Regions from separate parts of the Mus musculus genome. Here regions 1, 3, 4, 5, 6 and 7 are each linked to region 2. The links are chromatin loops, found by intact Hi-C in ENCODE. Cell type or tissue: heart. All regions are shown on one strand.

What was found. Peaks named below come from ENCODE experiments on the same cell type or tissue, not always from the same donor. Only the 100,000 strongest peaks of a DNase experiment are listed, where the experiment ranks them.
Region 1: a loop joins it to region 2, with 4 times the contacts of the local background. A loop is called at or near these places in 3 of 42 quality-filtered maps.
Region 3: a loop joins it to region 2, with 2.0 times the contacts of the local background. A loop is called at or near these places in 5 of 42 quality-filtered maps.
Region 4: a loop joins it to region 2, with 4 times the contacts of the local background. A loop is called at or near these places in 11 of 42 quality-filtered maps.
Region 5: it touches region 2 in a loop (2.4-fold over the local background); 4 of 42 quality-filtered maps call a loop at or near these places.
Region 6: it touches region 2 in a loop (2.9-fold over the local background); 18 of 42 quality-filtered maps call a loop at or near these places.
Region 7: a loop joins it to region 2, with 2.4 times the contacts of the local background. A loop is called at or near these places in 12 of 42 quality-filtered maps.

What each region holds. Positions count from the first base shown.
Region 1 is chr10:12,995,010-12,999,009 of GRCm38, reverse strand. No RefSeq gene overlaps it. Among named protein-coding and RNA genes, the nearest start is that of Sf3b5, 11 kb to the left of the region's middle. In heart, a CTCF peak has its summit at 1,698 (motif pointing right); a DNase peak (open chromatin) is centred at 1,729; H3K27ac peaks cover 269 bases.
Region 2 is chr10:12,865,309-12,869,308 of GRCm38, reverse strand. It overlaps a transcript of Utrn not described here. Among named protein-coding and RNA genes, the nearest start is that of Utrn, 5.6 kb to the right of the region's middle. In heart, CTCF peaks have their summits at 1,677 and 2,210 (motif pointing right); DNase peaks (open chromatin) are centred at 68, 618, 1,008, 2,278 and 1 weaker place; H3K4me3 peaks cover 2,803 bases; H3K27ac peaks cover 2,530 bases.
Region 3 is chr10:12,796,461-12,800,460 of GRCm38, reverse strand. All of the region lies in intron 1 of Utrn (utrophin), which reads left to right. Among named protein-coding and RNA genes, the nearest start is that of Utrn, 63 kb to the left of the region's middle. In heart, a CTCF peak has its summit at 2,468 (motif pointing left); no DNase peak of the experiment used is centred here; H3K27ac peaks cover 1,100 bases.
Region 4 is chr10:12,688,827-12,692,826 of GRCm38, reverse strand. Utrn (utrophin) reads left to right here. Exons shown (of 74, transcript NM_011682.4): 26 at 1,918-2,097. Among named protein-coding and RNA genes, the nearest start is that of Utrn, 170 kb to the left of the region's middle. In heart, a CTCF peak has its summit at 2,004 (motif pointing left); a DNase peak (open chromatin) is centred at 2,016.
Region 5 is chr10:12,779,745-12,783,744 of GRCm38, reverse strand. The region is part of intron 1 of Utrn (utrophin); the gene reads left to right. Among named protein-coding and RNA genes, the nearest start is that of Utrn, 80 kb to the left of the region's middle. In heart, no CTCF peak of the experiment used is centred here; a DNase peak (open chromatin) is centred at 2,074.
Region 6 is chr10:12,919,528-12,923,527 of GRCm38, reverse strand. B230208H11Rik (RIKEN cDNA B230208H11 gene) reads left to right here and starts at 401. Exons shown (of 3, transcript NR_038028.1): 1 at 401-954; 2 at 1,811-1,919. n-TLtaa3 (a tRNA gene) reads left to right here and starts at 875; the gene lies at 875-957. In heart, CTCF peaks have their summits at 246, 756 and 1,884 (motif pointing left); DNase peaks (open chromatin) are centred at 497 and 857; H3K4me3 peaks cover 1,739 bases; H3K27ac peaks cover 1,632 bases.
Region 7 is chr10:12,811,274-12,815,273 of GRCm38, reverse strand. All of the region lies in intron 1 of Utrn (utrophin), which reads left to right. Among named protein-coding and RNA genes, the nearest start is that of Utrn, 48 kb to the left of the region's middle. In heart, no CTCF peak of the experiment used is centred here; a DNase peak (open chromatin) is centred at 1,783; H3K4me3 peaks cover 345 bases; H3K27ac peaks cover 2,762 bases.

The DNA of each region.
Region 1 (4,000 bases), 130 kb before region 2:
GAAAGTGGGGAAAAGCCTTGAAGATATGGGCACAGGGGAAAAATTCCTGAACAGAACAGCAATGGCTTGTGCTGTAAGATCGAGAATTGACAAATGGGACCTAATGAAACTCCAAAGTTTCTGCAAGGCAAAAGACACTGTCTATAAGACAAAAAGACCACCAACAGACTGGGAAAGGATCTTTACCTATCCTAAATCAGATAGGGGACTAATATCCAACATATATAAAGAACTCAAGAAGGTGGACCTCAGAAAATCAAATAACCCCCTTAAAAAATGGGGCTCAGAACTGAACAAAGAATTCTCACCTGAGGAATACCGAATGGCAGAGAAGCACCTGAAAAAATGTTCAACATCCTTAATCATCAGGGAAATGCAAATCAAAACAACCCTGAGATTCCACCTCACACCAGTGAGAATGGCTAAGATCAAAAATTCAGGTGACAGCAGATGCTGGCGAGGATGTGGAGAAAGAGGAACACTCCTCCATTGTTGGTGGGATTGCAGGCTTGTACAACCACTCTGGAAATCAGTCTGGCGGTTCCTCAGAAAATTGGACATAGTACTACCGGAGGATCCAGCAATACCTCTCCTGGGCATATATCCAGAAGAAGCCCCAACTGGTAAGAAAGACACATGCTCCACTATGTTCATAGCAGCCTTATTTATAATAGCCAGAAACTGGAAAGAACCCAGATGCCCCTCAACAGAGGAATGGATACAGAAAATGTGGTACATCTACACAATGGAGTACTACTCAGCTATTAAAAAGAATGAATTTATGAAATTCCTAGCCAAATGGATGGACCTGGAGAGCATCATCCTGAGTGAGGTAACACAATCACAAAGGAACTCACACAATATGTACTCACTGATAAGTGGATACTAGCCCAAAACCTAGGATACCCACGATATAAGATACAATTTCCTAAACACATGAAACTCAAGAAAAATGAAGACTGAAGTGTGGACACTATGCCCCTCCTTAGAAGTGGGAACAAAACACCCATGGAAGGAGTTACAGAAACAAAGTATGGAGCTGAGATGAAAGGATGGACCATGTAGAGACTGCCATATCCAGGGATCCACCCCATAATCAGCTTCCAAATGCTGACACCATTGCATACACTAGCAAGATTTTACTGAAAGGACCCAGATGTAGCTGTCTCTTGTGAGACTATGCCGGGGCCTAGCAAACACAGAAGTGGATGCTCACAGTCAGCTAATGGATGGATCACAGGGCTCCCAATGGAGGAGCTAGAGAAAGTACCCAAGGAGCTAAAGGGATCTTCAACCCTATAGGTGGAACAACATTATGAACTAACCAGTACCCCTGAGCTCTTGACTCTAGCTGCATTTGTATCAAAAGATGGCCTAGTCGGCCATCACTGGAAAGAGAGGCCCATTGGACACGCAGACTTTGTGTGCCCCGGTACAGGGGAACGCCAGGGCCAAAGGGGGGGAGTGGGTGGGTAGGGGAGTGGGGGTGGGTGGGTAAGGGGGACTTTTGGTATAGCATTGGAAATGTAAATGAGCTAAATACCTAATAAAAAAAAAAAAGTTCCATAAAAAAAAAAAATAAATAAAATCATCTTATTAGGCCAAAAAAAAAAAAAAAAAAAAAAAAAAGCAAAAAAAAAAAAAAAATAAAAAGACTTTCACTTTGTACAGGTGTTGCAATAATGCTTGACACTAGGGGGCGCCAAAACAACACAAAGTGGGCGCACAGACTGGTGATCCAACCAGTTACCCAACCAGAAGAGGCCAGAAAAGTGCTAGTGACTGGGGTGCTACAGGTCAGACTTTGGTTAGCTGAGTGTTTAAAGGCAACGAGCTGAGACTCATAGCTAACGAAGAAGGAATGATTTCCGTATCATCGTACAACTATTACACCGGAGTTTTGAAGTTTTATATTTAGTTAGACAGCGCGGTATTATGGGATTTCAGTGACAATGGGGTTATGGAGTCTCTTTCTTCATGAGTTTTGGTTTCGGTGTGTGAGAGTGTGTGTGTGTGTGTGTGTGTGTGTGTGTGTGTGTGTCTGCATGGCTTGGTGGTGGAATGAGATTCGACCACGAGTACTTTAAGCAGAGGGATAAACAGGAGCCACATGAAGGGGGGCGGGGCGCATTGAGGGGAGCGGATTAGGAGAAACGTTCTGGAAGGTGCCACTTTACACATCTTACAGGTAAAAGCAGGCCAACAATGACAGGAATTCTGGAAGAGCATTCCAGACACGCTCTGGAGTCAGAGGACTCTCAAAGAGGCTCTGAAAAAGCTGGAGCAGGTTGACCGCTTGCCCCTGGAGGAGGTCAGAGCCAGCAACAGAGGCCATTTCAGGCTAAAGGATGTAAAGGTGCAATCAGCCCCTTTTCTCCTAAACCTGGCTTTTCCTTGAGCGCCCACTACCAGCACACACACGTTTAACACACGTGTACCCATTTGTCTCCCTGATTAGAATACAAGGTCCAGGAAGACAGGGAATTTTGTGCTTGCTTCAGAACTTCCTGGTCTTAGCCCTTACAATTTTTCTAAGCACTAAACATTCTTTATAATTTGTTTACTGGAGCTTTAGGTCAGAAAGGAATTTGGAGGTGGAATGGACTGCCCTACGTGGCCATGGCTCAACCACACTGGACGCTTCCCTGCCCAGTCTTGGACATTCTTCTTTAGCTTACAGAAGTCTCTAGCAAAGCAATTTCAAGTCTCTCCACTTCTGGATCAACATCTGCCTCAGGGGTGGGAAGGGGTAGGGTGGACAGCCTCAACCAAGAGCCACAAGTTAACTGCTTAGTAAGTTGAGAAAGTGATTCATTGTTAGGTATGTAAAAATATCTCAGGCAGAACCCCACCTTTGGGGTCTTCTAGCATTGTAATTCCTTTGTTTTTTGTTTTGTTCTTTTTATTTAAAAAAAAAATTGTTTTGAGACAAGGTCTCATGTAGCCCAGGCTATGTAAATGTACCAGCTTGCCCTGTTTACGGTGTGCTGAGGATCAACCGCAGGGGATTGTACAGTGCTGGGCAAGCGCTCTACTGCACGGGCTACATCCTCGCTCTGTCCAGTCCTTTCTTCTCTGCTTTTGTGTGGCTTCCTTAGCCAAGGCGATCCTTGCGTTTTGCTTTGATCGTTTTGCTGGGAATGTTCAGAAGGGCGGGAGCCTGCGCTTTTGCCTCGGCTTTACCCACACTCTGCCTTGAGAACAAGGTGAGCATTGGCCATGTTCCGGATGTCTCACCCACCGCTGCAGTACCCGACCCCAACTAACTGCACCCTTTCTAAAAAACTGCCACACCCTGCTCTCTCGTCCACCAGCTGTCGCTTCAAACACGTTCAGCCCGTTTTAAAACACGAGTCCCAAACCCAAAGTGCCCAAAGCCCTTTTACAAGCCTGGCTCCTCTCTCCGAAGGATGCTTCGTTGATTCACATAGCTGAGCAGGTACTGTACCCTGGGAAGTTCAGTGAGATAGGCTGTTGATCTTGTGAGCTCAGAAAGACAGACAGAGAAAAGACATCCTTTATTAGTGGCAAAGAACCTCATGGTCAGAGACTGTACTTGGTAACCAGGACCTGCTCCAGGGCGTCGTCTATGTCCTAAAATGGGCCCTGTGACTCCATGCAGGGTTGGTGCACATACCCTGTCCTGAGTGTTCCACATATAAGGGAAGACGCATGAGCAGATACGAAGACGGTGGATGAAATCACACTGCCAGCTCCACGCATTCACGCCAGGTTTGGGGATACTCCGTTCATGTTTGAAACAGTTAAACATAAAGCAGGTTCTAACAAATGTCGTGGGTTTCAACTCTCAGAGGAGGCTAATGGACTTAGAATTTCAGGCTTAGGACAATGCTGTGAACAAGGATGTGTGGGACATTCTAATATTTAAGAGAAATGAACTCAATAAATTCCTAAGTTAAATTTGGACTCGTAAGAGCCTTGGATGAGATGTTCTGGAAGGCCTTGCTTGTTAGAATTCTGTGCTTGCTTGGTCAACCAT
Region 2 (4,000 bases):
GGAGACGCGAGCCCCTACCCGGGGTGGCGGGCGGACCCAGCAGCGCCCCACCCTCGCTCTCCAACAAAGGGGCCGGCGGCAGCCGGAGGAGGACCTGGAGGAGGAGCCGGAGCGGCGAGCAGCTCTCGCGCACAAAGTTGTGGAGTCGCCCTTCCCCCGAGGAGGGGAGCGGGCAGCGCCGGGCGCGGGATTTCTCCCGCCCAGGGCCGAGGAGGAGCCCTGGGCTCCTCAGCCGATCGGGCCACCTCGGGGAGCGGCGCCCCTTTTCTTTCGGGTCATTCCTGCAGAGGGAAAACTCCTGCGTGCGCCTGCCCCCAGGCTAGCGTTTGGACTGTTTTGTTTTTGGCGGAACTACCGGGCAGGAAGATTGCACAAGTCAGGGGGCGTTTCCAATCGGGTGTCAATTTTGGATCTCCCCCCCCCCCACCCCCCTTTGGATCTTGTCGGGCTTTCCACGTTTCACTTAAAAAAAATTCTTGTAACGTCCAAGGCAAGCTCCCCACCACCCGAACACGCCCAGAGGAACCTTGGGGCCTCTGGGACTTGGCTAGCAGGTAAGCCCATGCATTATTGAAGCTTCGGTCTGGGTAATGTGACCGCAGTCCCCTAGGGAATGGGGCGGGGGTTGAAAGGAGGTGGGACCTTTCTGCAGTTCCACCGCCCGGGTCCCGAAGTAGCTGTAGCCAACTTCTGCACTTTCCCTGGAAGCTCAGCGTCCCCTGCCTGGGCGGGAGAGAGCTGGGTTGAGAAGGTGGGAATCTGTACTGGTCGCCAAGGTCTCAGATTCCTAGGTCTAGTTTAGTACTGTTGTTTTGTCTCTCCCTGAGAGGAGAGGCTGTCTGTCGCCTGTCCGTTTACCGCCCCGAGCCGGGCAGCAGGACTAGCGATCTCCAAGAGGGGACGTGGCCTCTTCTGAGAGCTTGTCACACACCTCCGGTCCCGGGAAGGCGGGGCCCGGGCGGTGTCCGGGAGGAGAGGGTGGGGAGGGCGGTTGTGCGGTGGGAGGGTTGGGGAGAGCTTCCTAGCCGGCCTCCAGGCTGGGGGCGTGCTCGACCTCTCTGTGGTTGCCGTTCCTGAGGGTGGGGCCCCAGTGTGGCGAGGTGGCAAGCCTGCAGCTGTGGAGAGACAGAGGGGATAGGGGTACCTCATTGGTGCGCAGTCCCGCCCGGCCGCCTGCTTTTCCGGACTCTTGGCATCCCTCACTGCAACTGACAAGGTAATTCATGCCCCTCTTTGGCCTGGGTCTGAGGCTCTGCTTGCCCAAGGCCACTTACAAAACCAACAAAGGGCTAATTGTAGGCTGTGCAACTTTTAGAAGGCACATTGTTCAAAGAGACTTTTCAAGTCCCTGGATTCCGACCGTGTGGCGTTCCAGGGTTATTTCAAGGGGAGGAGAAAACGTGTGTGACTCTTCAGAGTCAGGGACCCGCCTTTTTTAAACCCCCAAATTGGAGATCCTGGGTGTAATTCCGGGCCCCACTCTCTGGAGTCACTGAGGTATCATCCTTTATTCTTCTAGCCTTCAGATCACCTGGGTCACCAGGATCTGGAGAGGTGGCCTCTCCATGCGTTTAAGTGGGAGGGTCTGCCGCGGCCAGAGCGCACGAATTCCAAGAGAGATGGGATCTCCAGGGTGGCATGGCAGCAGTCTCATCGTCCCGTTGGAACTTGCCCTGGGCCTGTGAAGTCAGGCTGGACCCTCGGGGGCTGGCTGCTGGTGGCGCTGGAGAAGCAGCCTGCTGATAACGCTAGTGCCTGCCAGAGCTGGAGGAATTCGAAGCTCTTGTGGGTCGTTCAGTCCCGAGGACAAGGCAGTGAGGGGCATGGGCCATTCCTGCTGAAGTCCCCCCACCCCCTCACCAGCGTTTATGAGGCTTTCGAGATAGCTTTAACTCTCCTTTGGGTGTTTACTCAAAATTTATTGCGCCTGTAAACAGCATTAATCACAGTGGCATTAACCTTCCCTGGAGCGCTTCTTAGTGTGAATGGCAGTTCTTGGCACTCAGCGGTTTCCTTTACAAGCAGAAGGGCAAACTTGTTCTTCGGCATCCCTCTTCACTATCGCCAGCATTCCTAGCTTTTGGTTACTTGTGAGTGACTAGGTTTCCTCCACAGCCGTCTGGATGAATATTCCCTTAGGATGACACCGTTTGAATGTTGTGTATTCTTGAACTTTTGCCTATAAAGCCATCACCCCTGGCGTTCTGTTCTGGTATAACTAAGAAGCGTCCACCCTGAAGGGGGAACTGGCGCCTGTGCTGTGGTGCGTGTAGGTTTCAGTAGGGGAAACACTCGGTCAACGTCACCAGCTGTCATTTTGAGGGAAGAGAACGGAGGACAGCAATTGCATAGGAGCCCTATACAACCTCCGGGTCATTCACCTCTAGTTTCTCCCTTATCCGGGTGTAGAGTGTGGCTACTTCCATTCCACCAGTGTGGATGGCGGCAGAATGTCTTTGGGACACATTGTTACTAAGAAAGCCTTGGTTCTAGCCCAATGTAACTTGAACAGCCTGATAGAGTTGCAGTAGCATTTTATTTATGTTATTTTGAGAAAGGGTCTCACTGTGTGGCCTAGGCTGGCCTTGAACTGGCACTCCTCTTGCTTCAGCCTCTGAAGTAGCTGGGGTTATAGGTGTGCACCACTACACCTGGTTGGCATCTGGGAGTTTGGAAGGAGGTATCCTTAAACTCTCCAACTCACATGGAGCTCCTGGGACATTCGTGGCAACAAGAGTTGGTGGCTCTTAAATGTTGTTGTTTTTCTTTTTTCTTTTTATTGGATATTTTCTCTTTCTTTCTTTCTCCCTTTTCTTTTCTTTTCTTTTCTTTTCTTTTCTTTTCTTTTCTTTTCTTTTCTTTTCTTTTCCTTTCCTTTCCTTTCCTTTCCTTTCCTTTCCTTTCCTTTCCTTTCTTTTCTTAGACAGGGTTTCTCTGTGTGGCCCTGGCTGTCCTGAACTCACTCGGATATTTTCTTTATTTACATTTCAAATGATTTCCCCTTTCACGCTGTTCAATGTTTTAGTGTGTCCCTCTTCATTCTTTTCTAGCTCATTGATTTTTTTTTTCTGATGTTTTTGCAGTGTAGTAGGGATTTGTATTAGGAAGAAGACACGACTGGAAAAATTATCCCAATGTGAAAGGCAGAATCAAACATCACGATGAAATGGCATTATTGGATCTATGCAAATGAAACGCAACCCTGTGCACAAGTTAACTTTACCTCAAAATCAAATCGGTGACAGTGTTTGTGTGTGAGTGCGTGTGTGTGTGTGTGTGTGTGTGTGTGTGAGAGAGAGAGAGAGAGAGAGAGAGAGAGAGAGCATGTGTGCATTTTTAAAAGATGGCTCAGTGGTTAAGAGAGAGTCCACGTTCACTATCTTATGTCCATTTTTGGCCTCCTTGGGCACTAGACAGTCAAGGCAGACATTCACACAAAAATTTAAAAAATTCATTTTTCGACATTTATTTATCGAATGTGTGGTGATCAGGTTTAGGGGCAGGTCTCTTTCTAACAGAGTGGAAACATTTTTGGAAGCCTAACTGGAGGTCCCTGCATAAAGCCCCTTGGGAAGTGGCACTGGACTTGTCTTTCAAAGGAACTTCATTCCAGGAAAGAGACTTTTTCTTAGACAGCCGGGATTTCCTGTAATTAAATGTTTACATATTCTGTGGACAAGATTTTGGTTCTCTAATATATTAAGGATACACATAAAAGTTTAGAAAATCTTTCACACTCTGTACCTCAAGATAGGAATATATTTGCTTTTGATTATATTCTTTGTAGGGAGCTGTTCCGTGACCCCCTAGTCTCATGTAGCTCAGGCCGCCCTCAAACTCTCTGTGTAGCAGAAGGTGGCGTTAAACTCTGTCTTCTCCAACTGGGGTTACTTGTTCACTCCTGGCGAAAGCTGCTTGGCAAATGGCCAGGCTGCCAGTCCTCTTCGCTGGTTACTTTTGACTTTCATTTTGTTTTTGTAGTTCTGGGGATCGAACTCAG
Region 3 (4,000 bases), 69 kb after region 2:
TGTTTTCATGCAGTATCTTGTTTGTATTATGTGTTTTTTGTTTTTTAAAAAAGAATATTTACCTTTTATGTGTGTAGATGTTGTTATTTCCATGCACATCTGTGTACTACATACATGCCATGTCACGAGAGGCCAGGATCCCTTGGTATTAGAGATATAGATAGTTGTGAGCTGCCATGTGGTTGCTGGGAATTGAACCCAGGGGCCCTCAATTGAGTAAATGCTTCTATAAGCTTGGGCTGCCGGCAAACCTATAGGGTACTTTCTTAATTGGTGATTGATGAGGGAGGACTGAGCCCATTGTTGGTGATGCCATCTCTGGGCTGGGTCATGGGTTCTATAAGAAATCAGATGGAGAAAGCCATGGAGAACAAAGCAGGAAGCAGCACTCCTTTATGGCTTCTGTATCAGCTCCTGCCTCCAGGTTCCTGCCCTGTTTGTTTCCTGCCCTTACACCTTTGATAATGGACCATGATGTGGAAGTGTAAGCGAATAAACCTTTTCTTCTCACCTTGTTTTTGGTTATGATGTTCCATTATAGTAATAGTAACCCTGACTAGGACGATTCCTATCACATCTTCATATTTTCTGTGTTTCCTGGTGCTACTTCCAAGAGAAATGACAAAGACTTGATTCTTCACCTTAGTATCTCCTTTGTAAGATAAGCCAAAGTATCATGTTAGCCAGCTCATCTCATGACCGTGGCTGATGAGAGAAGAAGGAAGAACTTTCCCCCTAGTCTACAGGACCGGTCTAATGCATGGCAGAATGGAATTTAGTGTCCTCAATTGAAGTGACACTCAACCCACTGTCTCACACTGTCCTGGGGACCTTGCAGGATTTCAGAGTGACTACAGTTTTCCCTTGTGGCCTGGCTCACACAGAACATGACTAATATTAGGAAGTGGGGAGGGACCCCTTTATAGAGTTTTCTAATTTTGTCCTTCATTTTCAGCTAATTATTCATGCCTTGGGGGGTAAAATAGCTTAGTAGGCAGGACAATATTAGTTTTAATTGTGAGCTTAGTCCAGAGGGCTGTGCTTGAGTGAAAACCATCCAGGAGTTGGGGAAAGAGCAGATGGTTCTATTTCTGGCTGCTGAGAGGGGCTTTGCAGGGCTGTAAGGAAAGATGGGCGTGTTGATTGCAGGCACAGGGCACTTCCTGGGATCACATCCATTATGCCACTGCTTCCTCACTGATATTAAAAGAAATTAAAAGCACAGGCCAGATTCTTAAAGCTACCATCACCACCAATCATTGTGGAAACAATCCTAAAACAGTTGTAAATATCTACTTCATTAAGCTACAACAACAATAAGAAAACCCAACCCAACTCATCATTGGTGATGATTTCTAAAAAGTCATCTTTGGAAAGAGTAAACAAATTAGCTGTGTGCTTTGGATCTGTAGGGAACCCTCCCCAGCCCCTACCTCCATGTTTTGACCATTGCTGTCCAGGTGGTGATGTGGCTTTGTGAGGCCGAGGAACACTTGGGAGGCCAAGCATAGCTGGTGCAGGTAGGTCTCTGGGTCTGGGCTTTCAGTTCTGTCGTGATTGTCTGAAACCATCAGAACCATGAACCAAGGTAAAATGTTCTTCCTTCAAGTTGTGTCTGACAGGTGTGCTGATGACCACAGTTATGCTAATGTAGCTAATAAATGGCTTATTATTATTATTATTATTATTATTATTATGTAGGAATGCTGAAGAAGGCCTGGTGTGGTCATTGGATGCTAGAATCCTTCTATTCAAATGTAGACAGCAAAAGGCCTACTAGGAAGGGCAAGTGCTGGGCCTCCTCAGCCTTACAACCTTCTTTTCCTCTCAGCCTCTGCTGCTCTTCTTTGCCTGTAAATTTCCAAGAACATTTGTCATAGATTTAAGTACTTTTTCTGTTTCCTCTCCAACAAAATATGGAAGGTGATTTCAGAAGAGTGGAGGCCATTGCATGGGTCTCGGTGACCTTTACAACCCAGACAGGATGTGGGCCAGCAGAGGTACACAGTTTCCAAGGGAAATTTCGCCCTTTGTTTTTTGAGATTAATAACTGGGTGGGATAGAAAGCCAAATGACTTCATTGTTGAGCATAGACTTCCAGGTCATGAGATATTGCCCGTGTGAACTAAACTTTGGCAAGGTGTGGTAGACTGATGTGCGTGCACACCTCAATAATTTCAGAAATGGAGCAGAAGATACAGGGACATGCCATTCTCCATGTGATTTGCTTTGCCATTTAATTTTATTTAAATGCTGAGGCCCAAGCCTAGGGCCTGTGTATTCCAGGGAAGCATTCAGCCACTGAGCCAATCCCTTGATATTAATACATACTTTAAAAAGCACATCAAGGGGGCTGGTGAGATGGCTCAGTGGGTAAGAACACCCGACTGCTCTTCCGAAGGTCCGAAGTTCAAATCCCAGCAATCACATGGTGGTTCACAACCATCCATAATGAGATCTGACTCCCTCTTCTGGTGTGTCTGAAGACAGCTACAGTGTACTTATAATAAAAATAAATAAATCTTTAAAAAAAAAAGCACGTCAAGGAAAGAGCTACTTCCGTCCTTTCTCTACTAATAGCACTCCGTGGCAGAATGGGACTGCCTAGATCTTTTTGAAGTCCATCTCTTCATGTCTGTTTGGATAGAGGGTTTCTTATCACAAGATCTAGCTAGCAGTTTTAATTATAAATGACAAGGGCAGATTTAGTTTGAAGTTGATAGAGGGAGAGTCTATTATCTCTGAACAAGTACGAACTAAGGTGGTTGAAGGTTGACTTGGCAAGGTGACTTCCCTTTCTCTGTCAAGTTACTGTTTGCTTGCATTACCACAGGGTCTCCAGTCTCTTACCAGACAGCTTCCAAGGCCTTCCTAACTCATCTTGTGTGAACTTAGGTGTAGGGTAGAGGTGACTTCAGGCGGGTAGAGATGCAGTCTTCGTTGGACTCTACCCATCAGCATCATTTCTCTGTGTAAAGAAGTATGGGGAAGAGTGAAGGGATAAGACTGTTTCTTCCTCTAAGGATTAAGGTCTCATTAGGAGAGCTGATGACGCAGGCATGGACATGTAAAGTGATTTGTAGTAAGCAAGGAATTAAGTCCTGTCTAAATTCCAAAGGAGTGGACAGAGTGCTACACTGCTAAGGGAGAGGCTTTCTTTAAAGACTCCGTGAAAGCTAATACCATTTGGGCACAAGTGGTACACACGTGTAATCCTGTCTCCTCAGGAGGCCGAGTCAGCCTGATTCTTAATTCAGGCTGTCTGAGGCTTCAGGGACTTCAACCCCAGCCTGGGAAAATTTGGCCATGTCTCAAACTCGAATTCAAACAAACTCTTCCAGAGCCTGTGTGGCATATAGGAGGCCCAGAGTTGAACCATCAGTGGCACCTACATGTTGGCCTCAAGGAAAGACGTGGGGGTTGATGGGAATCCGGATCTGAGGGAAAATGCTCCAGGTTTGAGGGGCTGACTTGTTAGGGCCGACACAGAGACCACAGGTTTTGAGCATCGTTCAGAGGTGCAGAATTAATTTCAAGGTCAGGGGCATGTGTGGGTGTGGGTGTGGGTGGATGGCGTGGTGCTCATGAGAGAGCTGGAAGGGGAAGTTGGGGAGGACTTCCCTCCTGAGGCTGGAAGTCTGGGCATGATTATCCTGGCTCCAGTGAGTGATTAAAATGAGTGATGGCAAAGCTCCCTGCATGGATTTTAATATTTAAGATTCTGCTGCCAAAGGCTGAGCTCACTGCTCTTCAGAGTGTGACTGTGACCAAGGGATGAAGTGCCCCCCTGTTGGGTCAGCACCATCTAGGCTGAATCCCAGCTAACACCTGCTGAAGGCACTTCCCATGGACATCTGCTTCTCCCTTCTGTCCTCTAGCAAAAGGTAAAAGGAGCCTTGGAGGGGTGCGGCTGTCACATTTCTGTCTTCCAGGTCTGCACCTATGGAATCATCCTGTGGATTATGTGTGGAGACCCAGAGCTTGTAATTAAGCCCTGCTG
Region 4 (4,000 bases), 180 kb after region 2:
ACATGGGAACCCCAGAACATCCCAGGAGCAGGAGGTAGGAGATATAGAGTCAGTAATGAGGGCACATAGGAACCCCACAATGTCCTTGAGCAGAAATCTTGGCGTATACAGAGAAGATAAGGTGAAGATAAGTTGGAGTTACAAGCTGTGGTTCCAGAAACATCTATTCCTGTGTCAGTAGTTGTCCTTGTATAAGGAAAGAACTGGGCCTCAGACCCACATTTGCCTCCACTATCCTTCTAGCATGAGGGCGTGATTCTGTCTTTAAGAGTCATCCTTCTTGTCAGGTGGTGGTGGTGGTGGGGATACAGCTTTAACCCCAGTACTTCAGAGGCAGGGGCAGAGGGGCAGAGGGGCAGAGGGGCAGAGGGGCAGAGGGGCAGAGGGGCAGAGGGGCAGAGGGGCAGAGGTAGGTGGATCTCTGTGTTTGAGGCTAGTCAGTCTACAGAGCAAGTTTCAGAGCAGCCAGGGCTACACGGAGAAATCCTGTCCTTAAAAAAAAAATTAAAAAAAAAAAGTACACTTCTCTTTGTAAAAGATCAAGTAACATGGTATATTGTTAACTAGTAGTTATACTACCAATTAAGTTGGTTAACTCAACTAGTAGTATAACTAAGGCAAACTTTTCTGTGCAGGTAGTTTTTAAAAAGATTCTATGTGACATTCATGCATGCTATCTTGAGTCAGTAGATATGAAAAGAGACTTATTTAATCTGTGTCGGGGATCAATATATATATAATTTTCTTTTTTCTAAAATTTTTTTTATTAGGTATTTTCCTCATTTACATTTCCAATGCTATCCCAAAAGTCCCCCATACCCTCCTCCCTCACTCCCCTACCCACCCACTCCCACCTCCCGGCCCTGGCGGTCCCCTGCACTGAGGTACATAAAGTTTGCACGACCAATGGGCCTCTCTTTCCACTGATGGCCGGCTAGGCCATCTTCTGCTATATATGCAGCTAGAGACACTAGCTTCGGGGGTACTGGTCATGTAGCTCTTTTTGAAAAGTTTTAAAACTATTTTTAGTACTGAAAATATTTAAAAGTAGATTACTATGTAAAGAATGGCTAACTCATTTATCACTCACACTTTTGGAGCTGCAGTTTGCTGCTGATTTTAAAAGTCATTGTAGTTGACAGTGAAGAAAAATGAGATTACAATCCCTGATTGGGCAACACTCTATTTATTTTTATTCTTTAAAACAGCCATTAGGAATTTAAAAGCCACTACACTTAATTACTTTTTCCCTCACCCTGGGAGAGCTGAAATCCATTAAGCAATAAAGCAAGCTAAAGGGGGGAGTGAAAGACGGCTGCAGGTAGGTTTTCCTGCATGTGAGACTGAGCACCTTGGGCACCGAGAGAAAGCCAGGAAGCAGCTATTTCTGGATCAGGTTGTCCAGAGGAGCTTCTTCATCTTCATTATTGGAAGGATGGATGGACCCATGGTCAAGGAGGAAAATGTTTTTACAAGGATTTGTGGGCCATTTTAATAGATGCCTCTGCCACAGTGTCCTGCCATTTTGGGGGGTGTTTATTTATTTCAATTTAATGTGTTCAGACCTCCAGTGGTCATTTAAAATGAGTTCATTTAGATTCCTACCCTGAGTCCAGAATTTAAAAATATATCTTGCCAGTAGACACTATTTAGGATAACTTGCCTCTAAACTCTGGTGGTATTAAAAAGAAACTGTTGTGGGCTCGGGGAATTGGAAACTAGAAGAGTAAGTGAGATTTTATTTTTAGCATTCTTCTTTCAAAAAACTCAGGTTACAGAATTTTTTAAATAGTGTTCTACTGAGGCATATAGAATCATTTAGTTGTTTTGATATTGGATTAATCATTATTATTATTTTTTAAAGAAAGATATTAGTCACAGAGAGCCATGTTTCAAATTGCTCCTTTCTTGGGACAGAGGGCAAAAGAGGAGGTGCTGCAGAAGGAGGTGAGGGTGAAAATTCTGAAGGACAGCATCAAGCTGGTGGCTGCCAAGGTGCCCTCTGGTGGCCAGGAGTTGACGTCGGAATTCAACGAGGTGCTGGAGAGCTACCAGCTTCTGTGCAATAGAATTCGAGGGAAGTGCCACACACTGGAGGTAAGAGCTTGTTTGCCCCAGGGCTACCATCCTGAGATCCCAGCTCTGCTGTGTGGATTTCCCTGTCTTATTTAAAAAAAAGAAGAAGAAGAAGAAAGAAAGCGCCATTACTTTGTCAAACATTGGATTATAAAAGTAATTTTTATGGACCAAGTAGATAAAAAAATAGAGAGATTTTTGTTTGTTTTGTGTTAAAAGGAGACCAAGATCTGCCTGCATTTCTCAGGAGGTTCAATGGTGATAATTGATCCCCGCAGGTTTGTGTGCTCACTAGTGTTCTCAGGTTACCATAAGAATCCAGACAGCTCTCTTTTACCTGGCTGACTGTTATTTTATTTTTATTTTGAGTCGTGTCTAATATTTACTGGAGGGGAAAAAGAATTTCAGTATGTAGAGATTTCATTGCATTTTTAGGTGGAGAATCTCACTGCCTATCAGACTGAAGACCTAGATTATTCTGTGGGATTATTTTAATAAAGTGCTTTCTCATCTTCATGGTTAAAAAAAAACTGGTCAAAAGTCTTAAGAAGCGTTTTGAGTTATTCAAATTTAAATGAAACACACCCTACAATAAGCAATTACATTCTGGTGAGTTCTGATAATGCCGAGGGAAGATTTAAACTGAGTTTACTCATTGTACTTCTTGTAAGATCTGAGCAGATTTTTCGGCCTGCTTCTTGTAAGATTAATGGGAGAAGGGGACTAGAAATCTCTTTCTTCTTTTGCTCTGAACCAAGAGTCAACAAATTATGGTAGAGGCCTCAGGTATAAATTGTGTAGTTTGAGCTAGGCAATGGTGTTCTATGCCTTTAATCCCAGCACCCTGAAGGGAGAAGCATCTCTGAGCCCAAGGCCAGCCTGGCCTACACCTGAGGTCTGGAACAGCCAGGGCCACATAGAGAAACCCTGCCCTGAAAAAAAAAGTTGGTTTTTTTTGGGGGGGGGGTAGGTTTGGTTAAGAGTGGTATTTCTAAAGGATTGAACATGGTGTAAACACCTATACACCAAAGATGAAGCTGTGACAAACTATGGATGTCACCCCTAAAGTCTGAAATACCTTCTCTGTGCCTCTCGAGAAATACCGGCTGAGCCCTGTTCTGGCGAGCAGAGCTGATGTGGGGAATGGATGGGACTGTGCCCTACCTTGGTAGAGAAGACAGATGCAGGGGATTTTGTGCAGAGCTCTAATCTTAGCAGTCAGATAAGATCCTCTCTTGTTCTGGAGCAAGGGGATAGAAGGCTCTAAATGCATGCCTTCCTCGGCTTCTCTCCTACTTCGGAACTCTGAGTAGGGAGAACACAGGACTACCTGGCTCCTGTTTTGGTAAAATGGGCCCATCCTCTTATGTGTCTATCTTTACTCACTTGGAAAGAAGTCCAGATGGCTACAGAGACATCTGCTCCCATCAGTCATCTAGGAACTGGAATTGGATATGTCCTAGGAGATTTAAGTTTCTATAAAAAAATATCCTGAATGGTTTTTACCTTTTGCTCTTTCTGGGGGTGTTGCTGTTGTTGTTGTTGTTGGTGGTGTTGTTGTTGTTGTTGTTGTTGTTGTTGTTGGTGTTGGTGTTGGTGTTGTTGGTGTTGTTGTTGTTGTTGTTGGTGTTGGTAGTGGTGGTGGTGGTGGTGTTGTTGGTGTTGGTGTTGTTGTTGTTGTTGGTGGTGGTGGTGTTGGTGTTGTTGTTGTTGTTGTTGTTGTTGGTGGTGGTGGTGTTGGTAGTGGTGGTGGTGTTGGTGGTGGTGGTGGTGGTGTTGGTGGTGTTGGTAGTGGTGGTGGTGGTGGTGGTGGTGTTGTTGTTGGTGTTGGTGTTGGTGTTGGTGTTGGTGTTGGTGTTGGTGTTGGTGGTGTTGGTGGTGGTGGTGGTGGTGGTACTGGGGATTGGACTTAGGGCCTTTGTCA
Region 5 (4,000 bases), 86 kb after region 2:
AGTGTGCTCAGTGCCTGGCCAGAAATGCTGTGTAGCCATCCCTGTTTGTAAGAGCAGGTGGGTGTCTTAGCCATTCACCTTACTGGAGGGACAAAACCCCAGAATTATCTTGTAAATAAGAAGGTGGAAAGGTGCCTTTAATCCCAGTACTTGGGAGGCAGAGGCAGGTGGATTTCAGAGTTTGAGGCCAGCCTGGTCTACAAAAGTGAGTTCCAAGACAGCCAGGAACAGAGAAAGCCTGTCTGGAAAAAAAAAAAGGTGGAAAGGTTTTGTGTGTGTGTATGTTGGTAACCAGCCCCATTCACTACAGTGACCTTGAACAGATATGTTCCTCTTTCACAGTAAAGCCAATTCTGATTCTAAAATTTAGGTTACCCGGTGCTAATATTCCTAAGGAACATATTAAACCTTGGCTGTTGTTGAGCACAGGTTGAGGAAGAAGGATCATAAGTTCAAGGATAGCCTGGGCTATAGGGTAAGACCCTGTCTCAAAGTGAAACAAGAGATAGGTTGAAAGTTTGGTTGGAAACAAAAAGACTCTCTTTATTGTTTTTTTTTTTTTTTTTTTTTAATTTATTTATTTATTATATGTAAGTACACTGTAGCTGTCTTCAGACACTCCAGAAGAGGGAGTCAGATCTTGTTACGGATGGTTGTTAGCCACCATGTGGTTGCTGGGATTTGAACTCTGGACCTTCGGAAGAGCAGTCGGGTGCTCTAACCCACTGAGCCATCTCACCAGCCCATCTCTTTACTGTTATGTGGAGGAATGGTTGCACTAGAGCACCCTGCAGTCTCCTATAAAATTACACTTCGGTGGCCAGAGAGATGGCTTCACAGTTAAGAGCATGTATTGCTCTTGCACAGGGCCTGAGTTCAGTTCTTAGTACCAACATCTACTTGCTTGCAACTTCCTGTAACTCCCAGTTCTGGGGGATCTGACACCTCTGGTCCCCTGCACTCACGTACATTACCCCTGCCACAAATACCTATATTATTCAATCAATGAACAGAGATCACACTGAGCGGTGTCTCACATCTATAATGCAATTACTCAGGGGGCTGTGCTAGGGGCATTATGGGGCTACATAATGGGTTCTAGATTAGCTTGAACTGCTGAGTAAGATTCTGTCTAAGGAACCAGAAACAAAAGGCAAATTAAGACTAATCACACTGACATGGCAATGAAAATTGCTTGTGCTTTTCACCATTATATAAAATTTTGGTAGCATGTATATAATATTCACAGTTTTAACTGTATATTCATATTGCAATGTGCAACAATTACAATCATCTTTCCCAAACTTTTTTAATGTTACAAAGCTTAAACTCTGTATCATTGAACAATTAATTTCTCTCTCACCTCTCCCCTCAGCCCCTGGAAGCTACAGTATCGATTTTTATCTCTATGTGTGTGACTGCTTTGATCGTGGATTTACAGAACAGCTGTGCTCATGTGACAGGAACATGAAACTCGTTACAATGACCCAAGCGTTCATCCATGTGTAACATATCTCATAGGATATTGTTTGTAAGGACTCTGTAATAGTTCATGTCTTGCTAATTAATTCTATTGAAGAACTTTTGTGTTGGTTTGATCCATTTGCTCTCATGAATAGTAAGTACCTTTTGTGAGCATGAGGGTATAAAGTCCAAGAGTCTGTTTCAGATCCTGTGTTTTATTTCTTACACTGTTTTGAGTTTGCTGGTGCCGTTGTTGTTTGAGCTTTAGCGACTGGGTTGTATTATGTAACCCAGTCTGCTGGGCAGCCCCTTGTCCAAGCCCTAGAGTCATGGTGGTTGGTTCACTGTCATCCAGCAGAAACTGCTAAATCTCGATTGAATGATTAAACATCCAGATCTTATTGTTAAGGGTCACTCATTCAAACAAGGAAAAAATCTTTCATTATGAATTATAGTTGACACAATCTGTGAGATGGAGGAAGGAAGGAAGAGATTATAGTGTTCCCAGAATGCACTGGCTGTTGCATAGCTTTGGAGCAGAAGGACACACGTCCTTGGCAGCTCATCAGGAAGGAAGTGAAGAAGGAAACTGGACATTTCCACTCTTTGAAAAGCCACATTGCTATGAGCCTGGATGACTGACTGAGGTCCTGCTCTCGTGCCTAAATGATTTAACAGTGAGAGTGTTCTGAAGGAAACCCCAGCCCTAGAGAGAATACATTTGTTGTCTCCTAAGAGCGATCCAACGATAAGGCTTCTCCAGTCTAAGAAGGTGGAAGTGGAAATTTGATAGGGTTACTGGCTATAAGGTCACATAGTTCAGAAAGGCAACTGTACTGGCTAGTTTTCTGTCAACTTGACACAGCTGGAGTTAGCACAGAGAAAGGAGCTTCAGTTGAGGAAAGGCCTCCATGAGACCCAACTGTAAGGCATTTCCTCAATTAGTGATCAAGGGGGAAAGGCCCCTTGTGGGTGGTGCCATCTCTGGACTGGTAGTCTTGGGTTCTATAAAAGAGCAGGCTGAGCAAGCCAGGGGAAGCAAGCCAGTAAAGAACATCCCTCCATGGCCTCTGCATCAGCTCCTGCTTCCTGACCTGCTTGAGTTCCAGTCCTGACTTCCTTGGTGATGAACAGCAGTATGGAAGTGTAAGCTGAATAAATCCTTTCCTCCCCAACTTGCTTCTTGGTCATGATGTTTGTGCAGGAATAGAGACCCTGACTAAGACAGCAACCATGAAAAGAAGGTCCTTCTTGTAGGCTTAGATTTTTAAAAACCTACTTTAATAAGGGTTCTTAACTGGCTCAACCTCCCTTGTAGCCCACCACTCACTAGAGTTGGTGGGGAAAGAAAGGTTAATAGGAAATGGGGTCTGTGGACCAATTTAGAAATAGTTCTTTGGGGCTCTTTCAGTCTTGGTTGTCAGCTATTAGTTGAGCACCACTCTAGGGTCAGCAACAGCAGTTCAATCCTGAAGAAACCTCAGAGCTCCACCAATTGGCAGGAGTCCGAGGAAGCTGCAAGAAGCCACTAGAGTATCTTGAAGTTCTTTGGAGAGTTCCTTCGTATGAAGCCATGACAATCAAAGATTAGCAACTCAAGAGGCTCCTCCCATTGTCTGCGGTCATATTTATATCCTTTGTAAACATCACAAATCCTCTCACATGTCCGTTTCAGGAAAACATCTCTCACCTGAGTCTGCTTCAGCAAAATATCCCTTCACCTGTCTGACCCAGCAAAGCATCATATGACATAGCGGAGTTTCAGAAGCAACCAGAAATTTCCACCTTACTTTTTAATCTTCAGCTGTGAAACAGAGCTGAACTTTTTTTTTTTTTAGATAGGGTTTCTCTTTATAGCCCTGGCTGTCCTGGAACTCACATTGTAGACCAGGCTGGCCTCGAACTCAGAAATCTGCCTGCCTCTGCCTCCCGAGTGCTGGGGTTAAAGTTATGCGGCACCACCGCTGGCTACAGCTGAACTTTTTGATGCCTTCAAGAGGCATGTGTTGGGAAGAAAAAGAAAGAGCTAGTTCATGCAGAAGCCAGTAAATAAAATTGCCATTCTCTGTGATGGTGTATACAATTTTCTTCCATGTGCACCAGTGTTGTGCCTCCTTGTGTGTCTGTGTACCATGTGAATGCCTAGTGCCTTTGGAGACCAGAAGAGGGCACTGGATCCACTAGAGGTGGAATTATAGATAGCTGTGAACTGCCTTGTGGGTGCTGGGAATAAAACCCATGTCTTCTGGAAGAGCAGCCACTGCTCTTAACAACTGAGCCACATCTCCAGCCTCTATAATTTTTTTTTTAATTTATTTGTTTAGTTTTTTGAGACAGGGTCTTATAATGTAGCACAGGCTAGTCTCTTTACTTGCAACAATCCTCCTGTCTTATCTTCTGTGTGCTGGGATTAGAGACTTACCACATTTATGGGGTGTTGGGGATTGAACCCAGGGCTTCGTACATGGTAGGTAGGCACTATATCGGCTGAGGTAGATCCCTGAGAACTATAATTTTTGATAGTGATGTCAAGGAT
Region 6 (4,000 bases), 54 kb before region 2:
GGTGGGTTAGGGGAGAGGGACAAGGTGGGACAGCCAGAGCAAGGCTCAGCCACCAGCTCCCTGCCTGCAGCTGCAGAAACACCTAGCCTGAACCCTGGGGTAGAGCCAAGGTTTTGAGGAACAGCCGAAGTAATGCAAATAAACCGCTGTACCCTAAATTGCTTTTTGTTGTGGGTGTTTTGTCCCAACAACAAAAGGGGAGCTAAAACAGGAGACAAGTTAAAACAAGAGTTTGCCCTCTAGGGGAGCTGTAGGGGTGGCAGGAATCCAGGAGGTCTTGACCCTGCATTTGAAGCAGAGCAAAGGGGACAGTGTCTACACAACCAGGGAGGGGGTGGGGGATTGGGCCACACTGCCCTGACCACACAGCTTTCTCCGGAACCTCCTCTTTCTCCGGAACCTCCTTCCGGCATGTGGTAACACTGGCGAGGAAGGAAAGCCGCGCGCGCACAGGTGCCGGGCCCCGGGAACCTATTCGATTTAGAAGAAACACACTGATGGTTGCCCTGCGGACCCGTGCCTACACCGCCCGAGGGACCCCTCCCACCTCCGCTCCGGAGCCCAGAAGTTAGCTGTGGAGTTTGTTTGTCGCGCCCGCGCACCTACAGTGAGCAAGGAGAGCCGGCGCCCGCCGGCCCAGAGCTCTGTCCCGCTCTCTGCTCCTGCAGTTCCTTCGCTGCCGCCGAGATCTCGGGGCGACAGTGAGCGGCGGCGGCGGCGGCGGCGCGAAACCCCGGCGGCAGTCTCCGAGTCTCTGTAGCCGGGTCGGGAAAGCGCCGCGCAGCCTGCGCAGAAGCATCCTCGAGTAACTGGGGAAAATGAGGACGGTATTGTGAGCTTTGTAGGAACAGCAAAGAGAAGAGAGCACGCCTGCACCAGGATGGCCGAGTGGTTAAGGCGTTGGACTTAAGATCCAATGGACATATGTCTGCGTGGGTTCGAACCCCACTCCTGGTAAAGTTGCTGTTTTGTTCCTTGCCGCGGTCTGTCAGTTGTTTTTAGGTCCAGAGCTTTTGGAAATTTAGAAGTCTTATTTCAGTTGAAAGAAATGTTCTTTAATCCTTAATAGGGCGCTGCTACAAGGCAGCCCAATTTCCCGCAGTGAAGCGACCGTGTCTCCAGGAACCGACCTGAGCCAGGCGGGAAGAGGCTCCCCGGAGAGGTCTGGTATTGGCTAACTTTTTGCAAAAGTACTTTTGCACAGAAGAAAAAAGAAAAAAAAAAAAAAAAAAAAAACAAGTCCGCTTTTGCCTTTCCTCTGTCCGCTCCCCACCCCCTTCTTTTTTCTTCCTTTCCCTTTGTTTTCTTTCTTTCCTTTCTTTTCATTTCCCCCCCCCTCAAAGTTTAACGTGTTCACATGCAGTCTTTCAAAAATGTACCATTTGACCATGAAGACCCAGAATTTGAAATATTTTCGATTTTTATCTTCTCCTATTTTCTTTGGGTTTTTTTGTTTTGGTTTGGTTTGGTTTGGTTTGGTTTTTGGTTTCTCGAGACAGGGTTTCTCCGTGTAGCCCTGGCTGTCCTGGAACTCACTTTGTAGGCCAGGCTGGCCTCGAACTCTCAGAAATCCTCCTGCCTCTACCTCCCAAGTGCTGGGATTAAAGGCGTGTGCCACCCTATTCTCTCCAAAAGTGTTTTTTATCAAAGCAGTCCAAGATCTTAAACACATTTTGTAGGCGTGGCTCAAGGAACTCCCCAGCCTTTTGAATAAGTTGAGACACTGATTAAATAAACCCCTCTCTACAATCATAAAACCTCGGAAACGTTGGTTATTACCATTGATCATTTATTTTCACGTGTTCCTCAGGTCCATTCAGTTATCTGGAGTCGTAGAAAAATATTTTTCGAAAAACTCGGAACTCTGTGGGAAATGATATCAGCATATTTAAATTGTGACACCTACTGGTAAACTTGAGGTAAGTTTGTTTGAATAAACCTTATCTTTTTTTTTTGTTTTTTAATAACTGTCTTAAGTTACAGACAGGAAGTTGACTTTTCCTCCAAATCTTTTAATCTTTATTTATTTATTTAAAAAAGATCTTCCATTAAGCAGAATAACTCATCACTGAAATAATTTTCATGAGCATTGTTTTAACTGTATGATGAAACCCTTCTTTGGCGTCAATAATCTTTGTTTCAGTTACGCATTTTCCTTTCAAATGCTGAAGACAGCTATGAAGTTAGGGGGATATGTATATGTATGTGTGTATGTGTGTATGCATGTATGCGTGTGTGTTTGTTTGCATGAGCCATCAATGTTAAACAGACATCGTGGTCAGTTGGAAGACTCCTACACCAGAAGCGTTCTCAGTCCTCAGCGGTCAGTTGGGGCTTGGGGGTTTTGATTAGCTTTTTGGTCTTTCACTTTTATTCATTTATTTTAGTGTGTATGCGCGGTTGTCTGTAAGTACACCACATGGGTGCCTGCTGTGCGGTCAGGAGGAAGCTACAGGTGCCCTGGAACTGGGGTTGGTTTACAATCTGCCACGTGGGCTCCAGGAACCAAACCCAGGTCCTCTGTAAGAACAGCAAGTGCTCTTAGCTGCTGAGCCACCTCCTCAGCTCCATCCAGGCTGCTGTTTATCTTTAGGTAGAGTTTTAATTAGTCGATAAACACCTCAAATGCATGCAATGTACTTCAGGCGTGTGCTAATGATTCAAAGGAAGTAAAATTTAATGCCTCGGGTTCTTAAAAGTTTATTAGTATATTCATAGCACAAAATGATGTATTTCATAGTGACATTTTCAAACCTGTGTATCCCGTGGTTTGCTTGTATGCAGCCTGTTGCTCTGTGATGCTCGACCCACCCTTGTGCTCAAATCCTTTACTCTTCCCATGTACTGCCATCTACGTTCAAGTTTTATAGATATCCATTTCCAAAGCAGATTCCACAGGAGAGAGAATCTGTGGTATATGTCTTTGTGAACTGTCTTGTTTCCGTTAACATGATCTCCAGTTTCATCTTTCTTCTGAAAATGGCCTAAGTTTGTTCTGAGATATGGCAGAACAAAAACCCGATTGTGCAGGTACACTGAGTTTTCTCTATTCACTCAGCCACTGTTCAGTGCCTGGGCTGACCTCTTTCCTTGGCAGCGGGGGTGCAGCTTTAAACATGCCTGCATATGTGTCTGTGCACACAGATCTTTGCGGTTGCTGTCTTAGGTTTCTTTGGTAAACACCCAGGAGTAGTATACTATATGGTAGGTCTATTTTTAGGGGTGTGTGTGTGTGTGTGTGTGTGTGTGTGTGTGTGTGTGTTTTGAGACAGGGTCTCTCTCTATGTCCTGGATAGACTGGAATTCACTATATAGACCATTCTGGCCTTGAACTCACAGAGATCTGCCTGCATCTGCCTCCCAAGTGTTAACATTAAAGACATGGGGTCACTACTATGCACAGCTTTTGGAAGGAGGAGATTTATTTTAATTGATTTTGTTTTGTTTTGTTGGTTTGAGGTTTTGTTTTATTCTGTTTTGTTTGTTTGTTTGGTTTGGTTTGGTTTGGTATGGTTTTTTTGCGTGTGTGATTTCTTAATGGTAGCCTTTCTGACTAAGATGAAATGGAATCTCGAGATAGTTTAATAGTAAGGATGACACCAAAGGAGGTAGAGAACATGCATCTATTCATATCTGTACAATTAGGCACAGGACTATTTTAGGGGTGTGCGTGTGAACCAATCTGGCTTAAGCTTAATTTCCATGAACAGTGCTTCTAGACCTAGAACAGAGTGATGGCTGTTTCACCATTTGAACGAATGATACAAATGAATGCCTTTAATTAAGTGCATAAGCTTCTAATTAAACACTTGGGAGGCAAAGGCAGGTGAATCTCTGACAGTGTGAGACCAACCTGGTCTACATAACACATTTTAGGCAAGCAAGGGCTAGTTAATGAGGCCCCAGTGAAAGGAAGGAGGGGAGGAAGGAAGGGAGGGAGGGAGGAAGGAAGGAAGGAAGGAAGGACATAGTTAAAACTGAATCCTAGGCGATAGGGGTC
Region 7 (4,000 bases), 54 kb after region 2:
AACTATGCCAGGATTCCCTGGTCCCTTTCTGAAGCTGGCTCCTGCTGTAGATGGGTACCTCTTTTCTCTGGGATTATGCGGGGTCAGGCTTCCATTCTTGCTTGTTGCTTTGGCTACTTAGCTCTGCCTATGGGAACGGAGATGCTTTGGTTTACGATGGACAGTGGATATGGAGTGTCGTCATGGAACTGCTGGGGAGAATGTTAAGTGGTAGAGCCAGTTTGGAAAAGTGCACAGTGGTTCTTCACTACATTCATAGTGTTATATAATTCCTTTGTGGCTCTCCTCCTGGGATTTATGTTATCTCCAGGAGGAGTGAAAATGTGTCCATCGACGTAATTTACATGCGGATATTTAGAGCTGAAAAGTTAATAATAGTCCAAAGGTGAGCCCAATGCAGTTGCCTGTGAACGGATGAAGGCTGCGACGTGCCTTATCCACGCAGGAAAGCATCATTCTGCCACACACGATGAGATATTGACGTCCGCTTCAGTGCAGAGGCTTGCAAACATGCTAGGTGAAAGAAGCCAGACCCAACGCAGCAAATTCTGCTGATTTCACTTATAGGAAGTATCTAGAACCAGTGAATCTCTGGAGACCAGAGGGAGATGGGAGTAGCTGCCTTGGGCTGGGCAAGGAAGCCTGTGAATGACTGCTATCTGCAGGAGTGAAGGGAGGCTATAGCATTGATGGTGGGGTGGCTGCAGAGTCTGCAAACACACTGATATCTGTTGACTTGGGCTCTGCATGTGTACTTACGATTTCCTACTACGTGGGTTATAGCAGTAAACTGGGTTTTGACTAAGTGACATGACTGGAGCCATTCTGATTCTTTACTGTCTCACCCCATCTTATTCCGTTGGAGGATGAGGATCAGAGGACAGAGTGCTTAGTTGTTTTTTCCAGAGTCTCAAGTCTATGGTCTTCTGAGCTACATAGATAGGTTCCTTTTACTTGGAACTCCTGTGGACCCTGGTAGGGTTACATATTCTGTGAGAATCTTTGTGCTAGGTACGGATTCTGTTTCAGAGGAGGAAAGAAAGCTATTAGATCCATACTAAGGATGCAGGCATGGCAGTACAAACACCTTTCCTTCTCTTTTGCACGTGTGTGGAGAACACATATGCAAATGATGTCAAGAGAACAAAACAACCATCTAAAACAGAAGTCTGGAAAATATGAGTCTGTGTGGTTATTGTTTTTTTCCACCGTAGCAGTTTCTTTCTCTTTTCCTTTGTGGTTTTTGGAGACAGGGTTTCTCTATGTAGCCCTGGCTGTCTTGGAGCTTACACTGTAGACCAGGCTGGCCTTGAACTCACAGAGATCCACCTGCCTCTGCCTCCTGTGTGGGAGTAAAGGCGTGTACCACCACCAAAGTAAACACTGTTGTGAGTATGCATAGTGGGGTGTGTGTGTGTGTGTGTGCTGTCAGACACCATCAAACAAGAAAAGTTAGCATCTCTCTAGTTGCTTTGGAACATTCAAAAGCTCTAAGCTGTGACTATTAAAAACCAAAAGTACCTCAAGAGTTCTTAACTGACTGCGGAGTTTAACTTCCTGTCTGAGGGGAGGTGGAGTTAGATTTAGTCAGATCCTCTCGTGGGAAAAAATCAAAGGGACTTTAAAAAAGAAAAAAACAAAACCCAACCTAACAGGACATCCCAGTGTGCAGTTCGCGGGCGGCTTTTGTGTTGATTTCCTTCACAGTTTCCCTCATCTCAGCCACTGTAGGTGATGAGCAGCCTGGCAGCCACCACATTTCGTTGGAAAAAGTGGAGGTTGGATCTGCCTGGGCAGGTGCCTCTCCAGGCTTGCAGGAGATCCCCCGGTAAGTTTGTCAGTGGCCAGACTGCAGTTGCTAAGGGAGGCTTTGGACAGAGGGTGTTCGAGTTGGCAGAGCCTCACTTTCTCTCGATAAGTCTGATGTGTAAGTCAGGAAGCGGCTGAAAGCAGGGCTTATCTGTGACAGGCAGAGGTGGCCTGTTCCTCCAGAGACTAGGTCTCTGTGGAGCGGAAGAGCGGCCACACATCAGGTGCTTTTCTTCTTTGGACTGAAGCTGTTGAACGCCTTTGTGTCCAAGGTTTGCCACTTTATTCGAGGCAGCTGGTTCAGTATTGAGTGCTTACTCCTGTTTCATTTTTATTAATCATGCATTGGTGTTTTGCCAGCATGTATGTATGCATGTATGTATGTATGTATGTATGTATGTATGTATGTATGTCTGTGTGAGGATGTCCGAGTCCCCGGAATTGAACCAGTGCTCTCAAACACAGCAGCCATTCTCCAGCTCCCTGACTGTTTACTCTTAAAGAGAAACTTTTCCTCCGTGGCAGGCTACTGATGTAGCCCAGGCTGGCCTTGACCTCTAGGTCTTCCAGCTCCACCTCTGGTGAGCTGGATTTTCGGTGTGAGGCACCAAGTCAGATGCTGAGGTGTGGACTGTTGACAGATCTTTCTAGGAAGGCAACATTCTAGGAAGTACAGATGTAGTTCAGAGCTGAGAAGGAGCACAAGGAAGCGTTGCACTGTTGGTGGATTGTTGGGGTGTCTGTTTACTACATTGGGGTGAGTGGGGGAAACTGGGGGCTTCTGTTTCTTACAGGTTTGTCCTTGGAAAGGCAGAGCTTCCAGGGGGTTGGTGTCCTGACCTTTTTCCTAATTAAAGTCCATTTCCAGAGTGGCTTAGTTTTTCTGATCGTTGCAGACATCCATGTATTCTTAGATGGATTCATGGATATGCTGGCTCTGTGGTCTGTCTGAGGGAAAAAAAAATCCTAAAGATGTGTTTTCATGTGCTGTAAGTTCTTTGAGTTAATACTTTCCCTAGAAAAGAACAGAAACCAAACCAGATAACAACAAACCATAAAAAAACCAAACAAACAAAAAACAAAATAAAATTAAGGGTAGTTTTTTTTTTTTTAAAACACTTCTCTTCATTGCAATTCTTCCCTCCTTTCAATATTTTGGTTCGTAGTAACATAGGAACACTGCACTAGGTGTATCCTATAAGCATGCTACCGAAATAAGAGGGCCAGCTTGTGTTTTCTTAGAGATGAGCTTTCTTGGCCAACAGCTCTGGGGTGTTCGTGTGCTGCAATTATCTACATTGCCCCTGTCTTTGTTTTCTTACTGAGGAGCTCTAAGGTCCCAACATATAATCATGAGACCTTTCAGGGCTGTGACGAACGCTCCCTGAACAGAGGTAGTCACAGTGGCACTGTGACCTTTCTGAAATCCCTTTAAGTCTGGTGGACTTCTCTTTTCTCCTGCCCCAGATGTCAGCCTACACCTTGTCTTGCTGCAGAGAGTCTGGAGCAGCTGCTGTGGTTGCAGTCAGAGACCAACCAGAAGAAAATTATGGGCCGGAGTAAACAAAGTTACTAGATGACAAGGTCAGATAGTTTAAAAACTGTCCTGGCTGAGTTCTGCTCTGTTTAGGTAGTACTCCTTCCTTTGCTCTGGCTGCTATAGAGACTTTGTGAAGATAACATTTAAAAAATAAAAATATTTCAGGGATGTTATTTTCATAAAAATAGAAAACCAGTGTTTACCTGGTCCCAAATTCTATAGGAGTTCAGCATCTTTTCTTTTAAATTAAGCTGGGCTCATTCTAGTTTTGTAATGCGTTATTTCTTCAGTGATCTTGATAGAAGTAAAGATAATAGAATCAGTGGTTAAAGTGGTATTTTGATGGAACACACAGTCAAGTACCAGATGATGCGCCTGAGGTTTCCCCTGCTCAGGGAACAACTTTGGGAGAGCCTGCTTAGCTTGCCACCCTTCCCACTCTCTTATTGGCTGCTGAGACTCCATGCCTAGATTGGCATTTCCTTTTTAGATGGATGGAGCAGACGATCCAAGACTCCAGCTGTCTATTGTAGCCACCTGTATCCTGAGGCTCTTTCCAGAGGCTCTGATGTGGCTGAACTGAGACAGTGACTTTGTAGCTTTGCCATAGCTCTCTGGAGTGTCCTGGATGGAGCAGTGTGGCTGGGCCTG